Regions from separate parts of the Mus musculus genome. Here region 2 is linked to region 1. The links are chromatin loops, found by intact Hi-C in ENCODE. Cell type or tissue: left cerebral cortex. All regions are shown on one strand.

What was found. Peaks named below come from ENCODE experiments on the same cell type or tissue, not always from the same donor. Only the 100,000 strongest peaks of a DNase experiment are listed, where the experiment ranks them.
Region 2: a loop joins it to region 1, with 4 times the contacts of the local background. A loop is called at or near these places in 6 of 42 quality-filtered maps.

Annotation. Positions count from the first base shown.
Region 1 is chr4:19,328,497-19,336,496 of GRCm38, forward strand. All of the region lies in intron 3 of Cngb3 (cyclic nucleotide gated channel beta 3), which reads left to right. Among named protein-coding and RNA genes, the nearest start is that of Cngb3, 52 kb to the left of the region's middle. In left cerebral cortex, a CTCF peak has its summit at 4,626 (motif pointing left); DNase peaks (open chromatin) are centred at 1,475 and 4,606; H3K4me3 peaks cover 981 bases.
Region 2 is chr4:17,848,872-17,856,871 of GRCm38, forward strand. It overlaps Mmp16 (matrix metallopeptidase 16), which reads left to right and starts at 4,421. Exons shown (of 11, transcript NM_001379519.1): 1 at 4,421-4,616; 2 at 4,775-4,981. The coding sequence starts at 4,850. In left cerebral cortex, CTCF peaks have their summits at 3,212, 3,853 and 4,621; DNase peaks (open chromatin) are centred at 3,261, 3,611, 3,663, 4,407 and 3 more places; H3K4me3 peaks cover 4,622 bases; H3K27ac peaks cover 3,503 bases.

The DNA of each region.
Region 1 (8,000 bases):
GCTCAGGTCGTTCACAGATAGGCTGACAGGTCCCAATCACGAGGAACAGTCCAGCCTGGCAGGCAGCCCACGCCTGCAGCCACATGCTCAGGCAAGGCAGTAAACAAGTGGGTTTCACAGGGCCTGTGGCCGCACCCGCTTCCTGCACAAAACCAATCATAATTTTTTTTCTTGGATCTCCCAAACCTTTGCTTTGTAAGAAATTTCCTATCTCAGTATAAGACATCTTTACTCAGCATTTGGTCAGGACAAAAAAATTATAATATTCTTTCTCTCCTACTCTATAGTCAAACTATGTTATTTCCTGGGGATAGATCCATAATTTATCATATGCTATTTAAGCTTTATCACTGCTACTACTGTGGCCTGTCCTCTGCCACACAGCCATTGCTGTAACCTAGTAACTGGTCTAGCTTTCAGTTTTCACCCTCGTATGACCTATGGATAGACCTGTCAGAGTGAAAAAATCTATAAATCAACCTTTTTCTCTCCAGAGTCTCCAGTGGCCTCTCATCTCATGCTGAGTTGAAGCTGAAGTTTTTATGATGTCCCCCAGAGATCCATATCAGCTGCCCATCAGATCTCAACCTTTACTGTTTCTATGACCTAAGTTCCTTTCTCTCCTCCCCTCTCCCTCTGACCCAGTCACATTCCTACAGTCTTCCTGGGATGTCTTGCTTCTTTCAAGGCCTGTTCAAATGTCACCTTGTTGGAAGAGCATTCTCTGACCGCTGTGTGAAAAATAAACAGCTGTAGCTCACTCTCACCTTCCTTCTTCTGACCTATTTTTCATCATAGCATTTGTAATCACCTATGGTCTGTGTTTCTATAAATGTGGACATCATCTTTCTCCCTCCACTAGAAAGTAAAGTTTTGGAGAGTGAGATACTGTTATGTTTATTTTTATATTCTTAGTTCCATGACTATGATAAGTAAATGCGAAATGAATACATGGATGAATGAATGAAATCCCCAAATTGTATAATTTTAGAGGGAAGATAACATGTTTTCTATAAATCTGTGACTATTCTTAACTCATTCAAGTTAAGATATCATCATGTTAATTTCCCTTAAATAACTTCATGCATACCCATGAATACAATATGATCAAGCTGTGTGTCTGTTTTAATAAGATTTTGATCACAAATATCACTAAATGTTTCCTAATAGACCCCATGAAATTCACAGTTTAATGTACTTCTAAGCTATTTAGGGTTAAGAACCAAGTTGGACCCTTGTGTTTTAACTAACTGCTCAAGAACAAAAAGAATATATATGCCTTTGATTTCCTCTCTGCTTGACTTCAGCTACGGGTATTTTAATGACTCGGGTGACAGCCAGGTTTGGAGACTGCTCTGTAATCACTGTTGATCACACTAGATGTTCTCCTCCAAAATCTAGGACATGATTGAGAACTGGAATGAAAGGGAAGCAGTGACTAAGGCATCATTACACAGCACAAGGACACTGGCTGGTGCGATACACTGAGCCTTCTATTCAGGGCAAAGCTAATTGAAGAAAGAATTTGCTTCCCCCAGGATTAAGATACAAGTGTGGCCACATGAAAGCATTCTGTAGGCTGCTGTACTTCTGCCTACTTGGAAGCTCAATGCTATGTTTTTTCTCACACTAACTAGCAAGGCCTTTACTCATATGCTTTGAAAATTAGAAGCAGAGGGTATTTCTTAGAGTAATGAATGTTTTGTCTGAGACATACTAACATGTGTTTTGAAAGAAACTAAAAAAGTAACATATAGTTTATGGAGACTTAAAATAGATCTTATAATCTGGTGAGAAGGACTGTGCATCTCGTCCACCACCTTAGAAAATACAATCTTTATTCAAGCATTAATATTTTCTGCTGAGATCAGATTTTTTATTTCAGCAGGCTAAGAAAATGTACTTTACTTCCTATATTGAAGGATAATATTCACTGAAGGATATAAATCATAATATGAAATAATTTTATTCTGCTTATCAAAAAGTAATGTCTAAAAAACCTACAGTGAAGTTACCATACTTAACTCACTACCAATGTGAGGTACCAATAATAAATAAATAAATAAATAAATAAATAAATAAATAAATAAATAAATTTTAGAAGGTACTGAACTAACAATCCTTATAATCTCCAACCTGGTAAAAACCTAAACAGATAAACAATATCAGCAACCAGCATTGTCTCTCTTTGTTTTCTCTACTCAGTGACTGATTCTGCACTACTTACAACTCCTGAGTCTCACTAGGACCCAAAGCATTTGGATGAACTTCATGTGTTGGAACAGACCCAAATTTAGCATACCTAGGGAGTACCAACTTCCTGCTCACCAGGCCATACAGTGAAGCATCTGCAGTGCCAGTCAGGAAGGATGGGACTGCTCTCTAGCCCCCATCTTCCTGTCAGCTCTATCTATCCTTGAAATCTACTCTGCCCTGGGTATTTCAGCTTTGAGAAAAAAAAAAAAAAAAACCAAAACTGTATGCAATCTCTCTTCTGCTTGCAGCCAGAGACGGTTTTCTACTTTTCCAGGGTTTACATGATTAGCTTGAACCCAGGTAGATAATCCAGGATAATCCCTCCATTTGGAACACTGTGGCCCACAGGTAATTTTCGCTGTGTATTCACAGACTGCATGGGTGAAAATGTGAACTTTGATCCTGGGGAACATCCGGCCAGTATCTTCATTTTCCTCATACCCCAGAGTTATTTGTTGTTAATAGTTTAGTCTGCTGACCATATTACAGTGTGGGCTGGTAAGCGCTGAGAAAGACTGAACACAAAACTTAAAACAGTGAAAACTTTCCCAGACTGTAGGTTTAATTAGCCAAATGGAAAGGCTGCCTCCCTGCTAACAGAAATACATAGGAGAATTCCACTCACTGTGAAATATTGGCAAAGGACTTGAACAGATAATTAGAAATCCGAGACAATGTGCTTCTTCCAAGGCAGTTTTGGGAAATCATAGGGAACAGCTTATTGTCTGTGGACAGCTTTTAAACGCTTGGACGTGAGCTAGTTTACACTAATTTCAAGTCCAATATTTATGCCCAATCTGTTTCTTAAGTGACATTTCCAGTCCCCCATTTCTAACTCTCCTAAATGAAAAAAAAAAAACAAAAAACAAAAAAAAAAACAAACAAACAAACAAAAAAAAACCACACTAGCATTTCTCCAGTGTGTGCATACAGATGATGCTTAAAAAAAAAAAAAAATAGTAAGAAGAGGGTGGTCTTTGAAAGTCACTAATTCTTTGAAACACCTGTATCTGACTTCTCGTTTATACATGTTACAAGAGACAGATGCCAAGGGAGGTCTGCAAAAGTCAGCTCGGATTATAATTTTCTTAGGATCTCTACTGCACATGAAGACCTATAGAATCAACGTCTGAGAAACTGTAGTAAGAGTTCTTGGGAAGCATTTCATGCTACCGTGCCCCACATGGAGTTCCTGGTCTCACCAAGCTTTCCCTTTCCTGGAACAATCAACAGAGAAAGTTCAGGGTCAAGGGTGCATCTCCCAGGAAGAAAGTCCTTCCGAGCCCGGCTTCAGAAAAATGTCAAAGTCCACAAGGCTTTTCTGAATATGGACCCTCATAAGGCAGAGCTTCGCTCCCAGGAACCCACATGGGATCCTGTCCCTGGGATGCCTCTGTCCCTTTTCCTCTCCACTGACACTTGGAGTAGCTCAGTTTTCTTTGCAGATCGTTGTTCACCATCCCTAATTAACACTGTAGGGAAATGCAGCCCACAGATTGCCTTCCATCCCTTTTGTCCCTTTAATGAGCGCAATTTTTTTAATAATTTGCTATAAACTTGACTGCTTAGAAGCAATAAAATTGGACGCTATTCAGCCATAGTACTGGCCTAGTTTTTGATCACTAGATTGTATAGTTCTACATAAATTCTAGACATCACAATTATCCCTTCTGGTACACTTAATGACTACTTGTTTCATTATGTTGAGATTGAACTAACAGTGAAGGGAGCCACTGGCTGTAAAGATGCCAGCCTATTGGTTCCTGTCTTCTCATGAACGCCTGGGCCATATTTTCTGAGTGAGGGTCTAAGTGTCAATAATTAACACACATTAGGATAACTGGGTTTTAAAGAGAGAAATGCAGACCACCAGAGACCCTGGCCTGTCCTTTCCATGACTCTCCTGTGTTCCACTCTTTCATGTAAACACACTATAATAAATCCATGAAACTCATTTTCCCAAAAGAAGCAATATAATTTTTAAGTTTTATCCTATTTATTGTTTCTACTGGGGTAATTTTGCTCATGTACACTATCATAGAAAGTTTGAAAACATCACAAAATAAAAGTTAAAAAAAATGGCTCATAATCCGAACAATTCTCATTCTTTGCTGAAAAAATACAAATAAGTTCACACCACAAGAACCAAACAAGGCTTAACTTGTTTGTAGTACTCTCTGGCAGCATTCAACCATCCGCCCAGCGCTGCTCCCTCTACACAGGGGGCTCCTGAACCAAAGCGTGGATTAATCTAAGAACCAGGCACGGAAGAAATCAGTCACAACAAAGCTGGAGTTTGGCTCAGAACCACCTCTGAAAAGCCGCAAGTCTCGCGTCTGTAAAATGCGCCTTTACTGCCCTCTAGCGTTCCTCTTCTCGATTCCCTTGCGGAACCGGAAAAGCTGGAGATCAAAGGGAGAGAATGATTACAATAGAAATTCAATTCTCCGATATCAGAGAATTCCTATTCAGGAAAAAATAAAATAAAATATAACCTGAAGCTGTTAATTTCTTGTTCTCCTCCCAACTCCAAATTTCCTGATTAACAGAACATTGTCTTTAATTTCTCTCTGACGGCGCTTTTATCTTAAGAGAAATGATTACTGTGATGAGCCTATAAATACAGTTACAGGTTTGTTTTACGTAGTTGGGGTTGTGAAACTGGTTAGTCTTATGTGAAATAAAAATATCATAAATAAAAAGAGAACAAATTTGTTAAAGAAGGACAAAGATGACAATATATCACAAATTATAAGAAAGATTATTCAAAGGAAGATAAAAGGCTCCGTGGTGTAGCATCTGCCCCGAGATTTTACCTTCTTCCCTCATACAGAAGACTCAAAAGGATCTCAGGAGCTAAAAGTAAAATTAGCTTGGCTATATTCAAATTAAAACGAATTTTCATCAAATCCTCAAGTTTTGAAGCCCAAAGAAATGACAAGAATTTATGTGGATAATTAGCTTATCTCAAAACAATACTCTTTTAACAGCTACGTGACACATAAAAGACATGTGAGTAGATGAAAACAGAAGACTACGGCTTCAAACGCATCAGTTAGAAGGTGAGAACGAGCAGATGTGCTCACATTGGCCTCACAGTAATCGAACATGCTCACCAATATTCCTCCATATTTGGACTGCTCACATTAGCAGAAATGTTTTTAAAGTGCTGAAAAAAAGAAGGTATAAAATCAACTTTTGCATATCTTAATGGTTATTCTTTTTTAAAAAATCAGATGACACCAATTTTTTTAGAAATATCCATACCCTGAAATAAACCATGTTTTTGTACGTAATAGCCTAAAAGAATATTCTGAAATGTATAGTGTTCATTGTCAAAGGTGTTTTAAGTGCAGATACTAGAACAATGTAACATAGCTTCAAGTAGAAATACACACACACACACACACTCTGGAGACTAGGTCTCAGATAGGAGAATTATTGATCCTCTCAACCTACCTTAAAAATAGCTACTTCCTAAAATCCATAAAAGAGAAAAGAGGAAGGAAACATTTTTTGGAATGACACTGACTTTTTCTTTTATTGAAAATATTTTTTCACATAGATGTCCTGATAATAATTTCCATTTCCTCTCCTACACAAATCCATAACCTTGGTTACAAAACAAACGGGTATATATAAATAATATTAAAATAAGGTAAAGTAAAAACAGGCAAATTGGAATAGAACAAAACAAACAAACAATCAGAAGAAAAGAGCCAAAGAAAAGTATAAGAAACACATGTGGATACACACACAAACACACACACACATTATCACACACGGAAATCTAAGTAAAACACAGACCAAAAACCATAACATAAGCAAAAGCCCTATAAGGTTAAAAAAAAAAAAAAAGGAGGGACTGAAGGAAAATGGGAGAAAGGAGAGAGAGAGAGAGGGAGAGAGGCAAGGAAGGAAGAAAAGAAGGAAGAAGGAAGGAAGGAAGGGAGGGAGGGAGGGAGGGAGGGAGGGAGGGAGGGAAGGAAGGAAGGAAGGAAGGAAGGAAGGAAGGAAGGAAGGAAGGAAGGAAGGAAGGAAGGAAGGAAGGATTGGTCTATGATTTTCTTTGTTAGGCTTTTTGGTGGTTTAGGGGTCAGGGGACTTGCTTCCTCATAAATAGAATTGGGCAATGTTTCTCGTGTTTTTATTTTGTGGACTAATTTAAGGCGTATTGACAATAACTCTTCTTTGAAAGTCTGATACAATTCTGAGTTAAAGCCAACTCCCAATCTGTTCTTGCTTGCTTGCTTGCTTGCTTGCTTGCTTGCTTGCTTGCTTGCTTGCTTGCTTTTACATTTATTTCTTGCTGGTTTGTTTTCTTGGTTTGTTGTTGTTGTTGCTGTTGTTGTTGTTGTTGTTGTTGTTGTTTGAGGGGTGGTGAAGAATTTTAATTACTGCTTCTATTTCATTAGGGGTTATAGGTTTAAGTTGCTTATATGATTTTAACTTAACTTAGGTAGATGGTATATATCCAGAAAATTATCTTTTTTTTTGTCTATTTGTTTCTTTTGTTTTGTTTTATTAGATATTTTCTTTATTTACATTTCAAATGTTATCCCTGTTCCTGGTTTCCCCTCCAAAAATCCCCTCCCCTATCCCCTCCCCCAGCCCCCTGCTCACCAACCCACCCACTCCTGCTTTCTGGCCCTGGCATTCCTCTACACTGGGAACTTGACCTAGAGCTGAACCCAAGCTGAACCCAAGTACCAGGAAGGACATCATGGTTTGTCCTTGGCCACACCCTAGCTACTTATTAGCAACAGCCAATCAAAGATTAGTCTGATCATTTCAGATGTACTTTCAGACCATTTATAATGGTTCATGGTTTTGCTTCAGAGCCCTCACCTGTCAGCTTACAATAGTCACACAATTAGATGCTTGACAGGATGAAATCCCTCCTTAATTGCCATTTCCTATAAAGCTTTGTCCTGCTAAGAGCTCCACCTTCCTGTCCTGCTGCATTACTGATGTGGTGTGGCCCAAGCTCTAGCTTGGAAATAAAATACCATAGTGCTATTACATCTACACTGAAGTCAGCTCCTGGGTGGTCATTTGGGGTTAATGAACACTTCCTGGCACAACAACTAATGAGATGGCTGTGCTCAGGAACTGTCTCCTAACAATCCACATTTTAAGATATTCCAATTTGGTGGAGTAGAAGTTTTTAAAGTATGCTTTTATGATTTTCTAGATTTCCTTGGCATCTGTTTTTATGTCCCCCATTTTCATCTCTAATTTTGTTGATTTGGATTTTCTCTCTCTGCCTTTTAGTTAAATTGGATAAGTGTTGGTCAAAGTACCAACTCTTTGTTTCATTGATTCTTTGTATTTTTTTTTCTATTTCATCCCTGAGTTTAATTATTTATTTTCATCTACTCTTTTTGAGGGTTACTTTTTCTTTTGTTCTAGAGGTTTCAGGTGTATCATTAAGTTACTAATATGAGATTTCTCCAATATTGTTATGTGGACACTCACAGCTGTGAACTTGCCTCTCAGAAGCCCCTACACTGTATTCCATAAGTTTAGGTCTGCTGCATTTGAATTTCATTCAATTCAACATTTTCAATTTCTCTCTTCATTTCCATCTTGACCCATTTTTCATTCAGTTGTGTGTTGTTCAACTTCCCCAAATTTGTAAGCTTTCTTTTGTTTCTGTTGTTATTGACATCCAGCCTTAATCCATTGTGGTCAAAAAGGAAACTGGGTGTTATCTAAATTTTCTTGTATTTGTTGAGACTTGT
Region 2 (8,000 bases), 1.5 Mb before region 1:
GAAGCTGTGATGAAAGGATGGACCATCTAGTTATTGCCATATCCAGAGATCCATCCCATAATCAGCTTCCAAATGCTGAAACCATTGCATACACTAGCAAGATTTTGCTGAAAGGACCCAGATATAGCTGTCTCTTGTGAGACTATGCCGGAGCCTCGCAAACACAGAAGTGGATGTTCTCAGTCAGCTATTGGGTGGATCACAGGGCCCCCATTTGAGGAGCTAGAGAAAGTACCCAAGGAGCTAAAGGGAACTGCAACCCTATAGGTGGAACAATATGAACTAACCAGTACCCAGGAACTTTTCTCTCTTGCTGCATATGTATCAAACGATGGCCTAGTCTGCCATCACTGGAAAGGGAGGCCCATTGGACTTGCAAACTTTATATGCCCCAGTGCAGGGGAAGGCCAGGGCCAAAAAGGGGGAGTGGGTGGGTATAGGAGTGGGGGTGGGGTGCGGGTGAGGGACCTTTGGGATAGCATTGGAAATGTAAACGAGGAAAATACCTAATAAAAATTTTTAAAAAAAGTTTTATAAGGAAGGAACCACATATGCTGTCACAGTATAATAGTTGATGTAACTTCCCACAGTACAGAAATCATTTTTAAGGTTATAATTTAAGAAATCTGTTTCAATGGTGTTGTGAAGAATATAATTTACAGCTATTGTTTTGTAGACAATTATAATCATCCTCATATACCAACATGTCATGGAAGTGCTCACTTTTAACTAGCTGCCATTGTTCTCAGAAAGGATATAGGTATTACTTGCTTTTTCAGTCCCCATAACTCCCATAAGACATTTTATTGAATTGCCTTAGGCCTTTGCCAGGGGCAATTACACTTTTTTCTTAGCTTTCATATTAGTTTTCTCTCCTCTGTTTTCATTAGGAACAGGCAATTATGGGATTATTAGTTTTCTGAAATTCCTATAAGAAAGAGGGCATCTGATAGAAAAGCACACACAGCAAAAGGCAGGAATTACAGCAGAAGATTTCATTTATACCCTAAAGGGAAAGATGATAGTATTTTAATTTACTATAGACAGGTTAAAAACTTCTCTGAGAAGGGCACTAACTAAAATCATGTTATTAGTAGATATGAAAACAGAGAGTTTCCTATATCGCTGCACCTTAAAAGGAAACATAGACAATAGATTAGAAATGGAATGATAAATCCCTGACAATAAATTCAGTTCCTCAGGGTTTCAGCTGAATGCATACCAGACTTATTAGGTAAGAATGACAAAATGTCTGCAAAGATATTTGAGAAGACACAGATACAAGAACTTTGAGAAGGTAAGTTTCCATAGTTCACAAACTTCATAAAGGCAAAACAAACTCAATGACCTCTTTCTAAGAATTTCTTCAGAGTAAAGCATAAGGCTGAGTCTAGCATGCATTGTTCTTGTTCCTCATCCCAGTGATCTCTAACCTTGACTGGTAAACACGCTCCAGCCTTTACCCTTTACACAATGTCTGTACTTCTACTGATGCCTGCTCACATATTCATTGCTTCACTGCACAACAGGTCTGACATGTCTTTCCTTTACTTATCTTCCTAGTTTCAAAGTTTCTATGAGAATCACTTTGTGACTTTTTCTCCAGACATTGTAGAGGGAAATCATACTGCATTCTTACAGTGTTGTGATAATTAATATTCTTCACTCTGAACTATATCCTGAATTCCATTACTGAAATGAGATTGTATCCTATTAGTTAACTGTTTCTAAAATTTCAAATGCTTTTTCATTCCTAGTTCACTGGTGAATATTCATTATTCAGATTAATAAATGTTTGCAAGTAACTTCACTTTTTATTATTTTTAGTGTTTATTCATTTATTAACTCCTGTCGTGAAAATCCATTTTTTCCATAAGTTTATTATTTGAAGACTTCTGAGTTCATTCCATGTGTTCAGTCATTCTAATTTGATTGCTTTTGAAATTTTGTGTTATAATCTCTTTATAATCTGTTTGTTCCCATACCAAATCTCATGAATAATTTTAAAGATTCCCTTCTCTTTATATGTATTTACATTTATCTGACTGGTATCTTATCTACATATATGATGCACCCTTTACATACTTCCACACTTAAACGTCCCTCTTTCTTCCTTGCAAATTTTCTTAGAGAAATCCCTCACCCTCTCCTCCACTTCCTTGATAACTGTCCTCTAATATTCTGGCTCATTTAGCAAGTCCTTCACAAATTAGAGTTCTTTCCACAAATATTTCTTTTGGAAATGTGTATCAGTGTTTCCACAGCACCTATATGACTAAGAAATGTTTTAAAGCTGTCCAAATTTGCATCTTGTTAGATATAGTGGCATACAAAAATGTTTGTGTGTGTGTGTATGTGAACATGAATGTGCACATGCCATGTCAACAATGTCATTGAAATGGCAAAGGAGAATACCAAGAACCCATCTCTATTGCAAACCACTCTAATACCTTGAAAGATTCTCTCATGAACTTACAGTTCTAGGATTTTCTTTCAGCTTGACCAGAGGCAAGCAAGTCCCAACAATATATACAAGATCATAGATATTGTGAAAATTCAATGAAATACTATGATGGGAAATATTAAGCAAATTTAACTGGTTCCAGTATGTGGCCTAGCTTCTTAATATGTCTTCACCACCCAAATAAACACACACACACACACACACACACACACACACAAATATTCACACACACACACACACACACACACACACACACACACACACACACACACACACACACACTCACACACTCACACACACATACACACCATGGCAGATTGTTAGAAAGGGCTCCCTGAGCTCAACTCAAGATGCTGGGTACATGCTCCACAGGTTTTAGCAAAGCAGTAACAAGAAACTTCTAGTCTTCAGCCCCTCCTCCACTCTCCAAATTTCATATACAAATTATTACTGTTGAATGCAATGTTTGGAAAGCTATTTTTTTCCCAACATTTTCCATCTGTTTACTAAATGTGACCTCCTGTGTTCTACTTCTTGCTTTACTGACTGACCATGAAATACATCTTGTCAGTTCTCTTTCCCATTTTGCCTAGGCAGCTGTCAGGTACCTGGAACAATGCTGGCCTTTGCTTTGGCTGCTTTTCCCTCCTGTGGGCTCCTCTCTTCCCCTCTACTGGCTGCCAAGGAGAAGCACATTTATTGGCCAGGCCCCCAGACAGATGCCTGCCCTACTCCCTTCCCCCTTTCTCTCCAGCCAGAAGTCACCTGCCAAGGGCTGGTGTTTGCTGCCTCCCCTGTCCACCTCCTCACACTGCTTCTGTTCAGCTCCATTTTTGCACCCTCTTCTGAAGTTCTCTGGTTTTGTTTGCCAGCCTGGCATACCAGCAGTCTCCAGCTAGCTCCTGCAGTTCTCTGGGCTCTGGATTCCCTTCAGACCCCCAGGCCTCTCTAATTTGCCCCCAGCATGCTGCCCATGTCAGCTGTTCACATTCATAATCCCCATTACCACCTTTGAGGTGGTGAGTGCTCCCACTTTCCTCAGCTTCTATCCATGTTCTACTGCTGTCTTCTCTCCAGTGACTCAACCTTTTTTCTCAGATGTAGTAAAGACCACATCTTTGGAACCCCTGCATTTTGATGAGTGTTTACCACTCATTTGATGAGGGTAGTTTCATTCTGGCTTTGACTGGTCTCCTACCAAAAACCTGTGCCTATTTCCTGAGCCTATAATGTTTCTGTATAATGTTTCTCCTGGGAGACAGGAGGCCACAGACTTAAGGGACCCTAACAAAGTTTTTGATGGCAGAAATTTGCCATCTCGGTCTTACAAACTTGGTGAGTCTGGATAACTGACCCAGACTACCAAGCACCACACAGGAACCTGGGTGTACTCCTGATTTCCAGCACTAGGGATCTTTTTGAACATCTTTAACTAAGATGCTGAATACCCTTCAGGACCAGGCCCAGACTGCTCCTCAGCTTCCACACGGGTCCACAGCCCAAGCCCCACCCAAGTTCTGGTTGGGGAGGGGCGCACTTGTTTTTAGATGCCTGGGCAAGGGGCAAGAGAGGTGTAGCAAGAATCGATTTTCTCTAGTGCTAGGTACCAGACATCTAGATGAGGGACAGGTAATAGGGAAAAAGAAGAGTTCGTCACGAACTAGGGCCTTTCGCAAGGGCCCGGTACCCAATCCAGTGTACCAGTATCTAAAAGGCATCCTTGAGTCTTCTCCTTTAAGAAGCGCGCCTGCGTGTGTTTCGGGTGAGTGAGTATGTGTGTGTGTGTGTGTGTGTGTGTGTGTGTGTGTGTGTGTGTGTGTGTGTGTGTGTGTATGGCCGAGCGCGTGCGCGCGCGTGTGTGGTTTGAGTGTGTGTGCGCGCGGGGCCCCCAAGATCCCCGCAGACCCCGGGAAGGAGGAGTTATGTAGATTACCGATGAACATTCTGGAGGGGAGCAGAGAGGAGGGAAGGAGCAGTGGAGGCAGTGAGCTGGGAGCGGCTGAGGCCCTTCCCGCAGAAACTGGGGGCACCGGCGGCGTAGGAGGTGGAGAAGGCGGAGGACGCACGGGCTGGAGGCGGCGGCTGCGACTCGGCGGCGCTGGGAATCGGAACCGCGGGTGAACTTGGGCGCCACGTTCCGGGCGACGGCCGGGTGAGGATGGTGAACACTTGCCGCCGCTGACCCTGCCTTTCCTCTGTTTCTCCCCGGCTGCCGAGCCTGGCGCCCATCCCCATCCCTGGACGGGTGGGTGAACCTGCAAGCTTTTACCCACCCCAGGACTGGATTTTTTTTTTTTTTCTTTTTAAAAGGAAACAGGGAGTGGACATTCGGAAAGAGGGAGAAAACGCAGGGGAGCTCGTCCATCCGTTGAGGCACAGTTCACTATGATCTTACTCGCATTCAGCTCTGGAAGAAGGTTGGATTTCGTGCATCGTTCGGGTGTGTTTTTCTTGCAAACCTTGCTTTGGATTTTATGTGCTACAGTCTGCGGAACGGAGCAGTATTTCAATGTGGAGGTAAGAGTACCATGCTTCCATCCTCTTGCTCGGCTGCTCCCTGGAACCTTTCCTTCACTTCTTGGATCCTTGAGGCTCAAAGCACATTGTTTCTCTTTCCAGTCAGCAACCAAAACCCTTGTTGAGTTTGCCAGGGTTCTAAGTGATGGATGCCTGGAGACCAACAATCCGTTATCCCCAGCTGCACAAAGCACCATGCTGCACGCTCAGAGACACATTGTAGCAGACCGGTGCTGCTTAGCCAGGAAAGAGGCAAAGCTCTATGTAGAGCAAATGTGTAGTTTTATAAGAAAGCTTGAGTTTATGCTGCATACATAGCTAGGGAAACCACATTGATGGTTGGCATCATGTGCCTGGGTATTGTTCCTGCAATATTTCTCCTTGTGGTCTGTGTCTAACAAAGGGAGGTAAAAATCAAAGAATCCAAGGAGAGTATGGGAATACTTGATATGCTTAATAACATCACTTTGTGATAAAACACTCAAGCAGACAGTGTCTTTCTATTAGACCTAACTTAATACGCTGTAACTAGATCTAACTGTACAGAGCACATGAAATCTATCTCCTCTAAGAGCCTACTCTCTCTCTCTCTTCCCAAGAGACTGGAAATAAATGTGGCCCCTTCTAATAGTTTGGAGTTGTGTTTTAAATTTGATTTCACACTGACATGACAAAGCCTAGACATCTTTGGTTGCCATTTGTTTTCCTGTGGTGCCTTTGGGAGCATATAGCAACAGCAGTGGGCAACTTAAGGAGAAGGACTTGTCAGACCTTCGTGAAAGTGCTCTTCCTGTCATCAACTGAGCTCTAAAGCTGGTCATGTGCAGTGAGTCGAGAAAAGCTGTGCACACCTGGGCTTTTTGTTGCACAGTTCCTTACACTAAAATTGCACTTAAGGTGGGGGGTGTGGGAGGGTCTGGGTAACACAAACTTCCCGTAGTTATCACAGCTTTATATATCTCAAAAAGAATTACCAGTGAATTAGCACCGATTGGTGTGGTTCTTTGCGGTTGCAAAGAACTGGCTCTTGTTCCTATTGTGTTAGGAGCTCCTGTTTACACAATAGTTGGACCTGTTGCACACGGTTTGAACATGCTTCATGGAACCAATTTATAAGCAAAGTGTTCATAATAAGTGCCAGGTGTGGAGGTAGAGTCTTCTATGGACTGTACTTTGGACTCCATATAACGGGGCAGAAGCAACGTATTTGAAAAAGTAAAAGCCAACATCACAGGAATTAAGGAAGTTTGCAGATGTTAAGTAGGGATATGTTTTAAAGAAACCACAATTTGAAAACCACACAATGGATTTTTTTTTTTTTTACATAAAAGCAGCAATGGAAAGCAGCTGAAGGTCCAGACTTTTCTGGATGACAAAGTTGAACTTTTGGAATTAGCTGTCATTATGGATTGTGTACTAACATTTAAATGAGTAGATAATTTAATTGCAATAGAGGAATGACTAGTTCATAGGCTGAAGGAATGAAACTGGCAAGCTGTTGTTAGTAATGCTATATACAGAACAGGCTGTTGCTTGGTGGTAGAGGATACTGTGATGTGGGGTGAGGCATAGTAAGTCCTGGTTAGCATCTTGCTTCCTGTGAGAATCTGAGGCTGAGTGGATAGCTGCCTGCTAGGAGAACTCTTAACTTACCATTGCAGGATTAAATGACATCAATGTTTTGATGATTATTAGGTTTGTTTTGTGAGGCTAAATCTAGGTTAGATTGTATTACTTTATATTGGAATCTCTCAGTCAGTTCAACCGGATATTGTTACCTGAAAGAGGTTGAGATACTTTTATAAAGATGATTTCTTCATTGCGTTTCAAATATCTCCTTCCATCTCTCAAGGTTTATGTGAAGAATAGTTTGCAGAGCCACTTTTCCAATTTTAGGGCATTTGAGTTATTTCAACCATGCTTATTAAACAATTCAAAGATTTAGCTGACAGATGAAAGAGTCATGTGCCCTCTGAGACCTTAGTAAGCTTACTTAACACAAAGGGACTTTTCTAATGATTTATAGGAGATTGTGTTTCATAGTTTGCATTATTTCCAAATAGCTTTTTAAGCTCTTTAGCACTTCTTTGGTTAGATGTCTAGGCTTCACACACACACACACACACACACACACACACACACACACACACACACACACACACACACACACAAACACACACACACAGATTCACACACATGTGATATTATATCAAGTAGCTGATAGTAAAATCAAATTATCATACAGTATCTAAGATAATAGAACAATTTCTTACTTGTGTTTGTGCCTGATGAATATTTACTCGATATCTCTTTGTAATAGGAAATGCTAGCGGAAAGAATATTGCATTACTTTCCCAGAAGAAGCACTTGTACCCTACACTCTAGTCTTGGCTGCAAAACAGACACAAAAAGCATGCTTTATTCCATTGATTCTCAAAAGCAAGCCAAAAAACCAACCAAACCAAACCAAACCAAACCAAACCAACCAACCAACCAACCAACCAACCAAACAACCAAATATCCAGCAGTAGTATCAATCATGCTTTAGGCTCCTAGTATCCTGATTTTTTTTCCCTAATATATACACTAAGTTATTAAGTTGGACCAGAGCTTTGGAGAGATTCCATTCATGCTGACAACTAAGATTACAATGTTTTATTCATTGAAGAACTTAATTTTTGATCATTCCCATACTTTTTATTTGTATAATTTAAGGTTAAAAGGTGCCTGTATTGTTTTTTTTTTTTTTCTCCCTATAGAAGGGGTTGGGCAGAGGTATTCATGTCAATTAATTCCTGTCTGATTTTAAGAAAATAAAGATTTAGAATGTCCTATTTTTAGAATGGGTGGTAGAAAAAATAATATTCTTATGGAAGCCAGTGATAAAGGTATTTTTGTGTGGTTTTGAAAAAGCAAATAGAGTATCAAATTAAAAAACAGATACTCTCAAAGATAGTACTATGGGTAGATTGCCTGTGTTTCTCTATTGCTCCTTAAGTCATCAGTGCATATTCGTCAC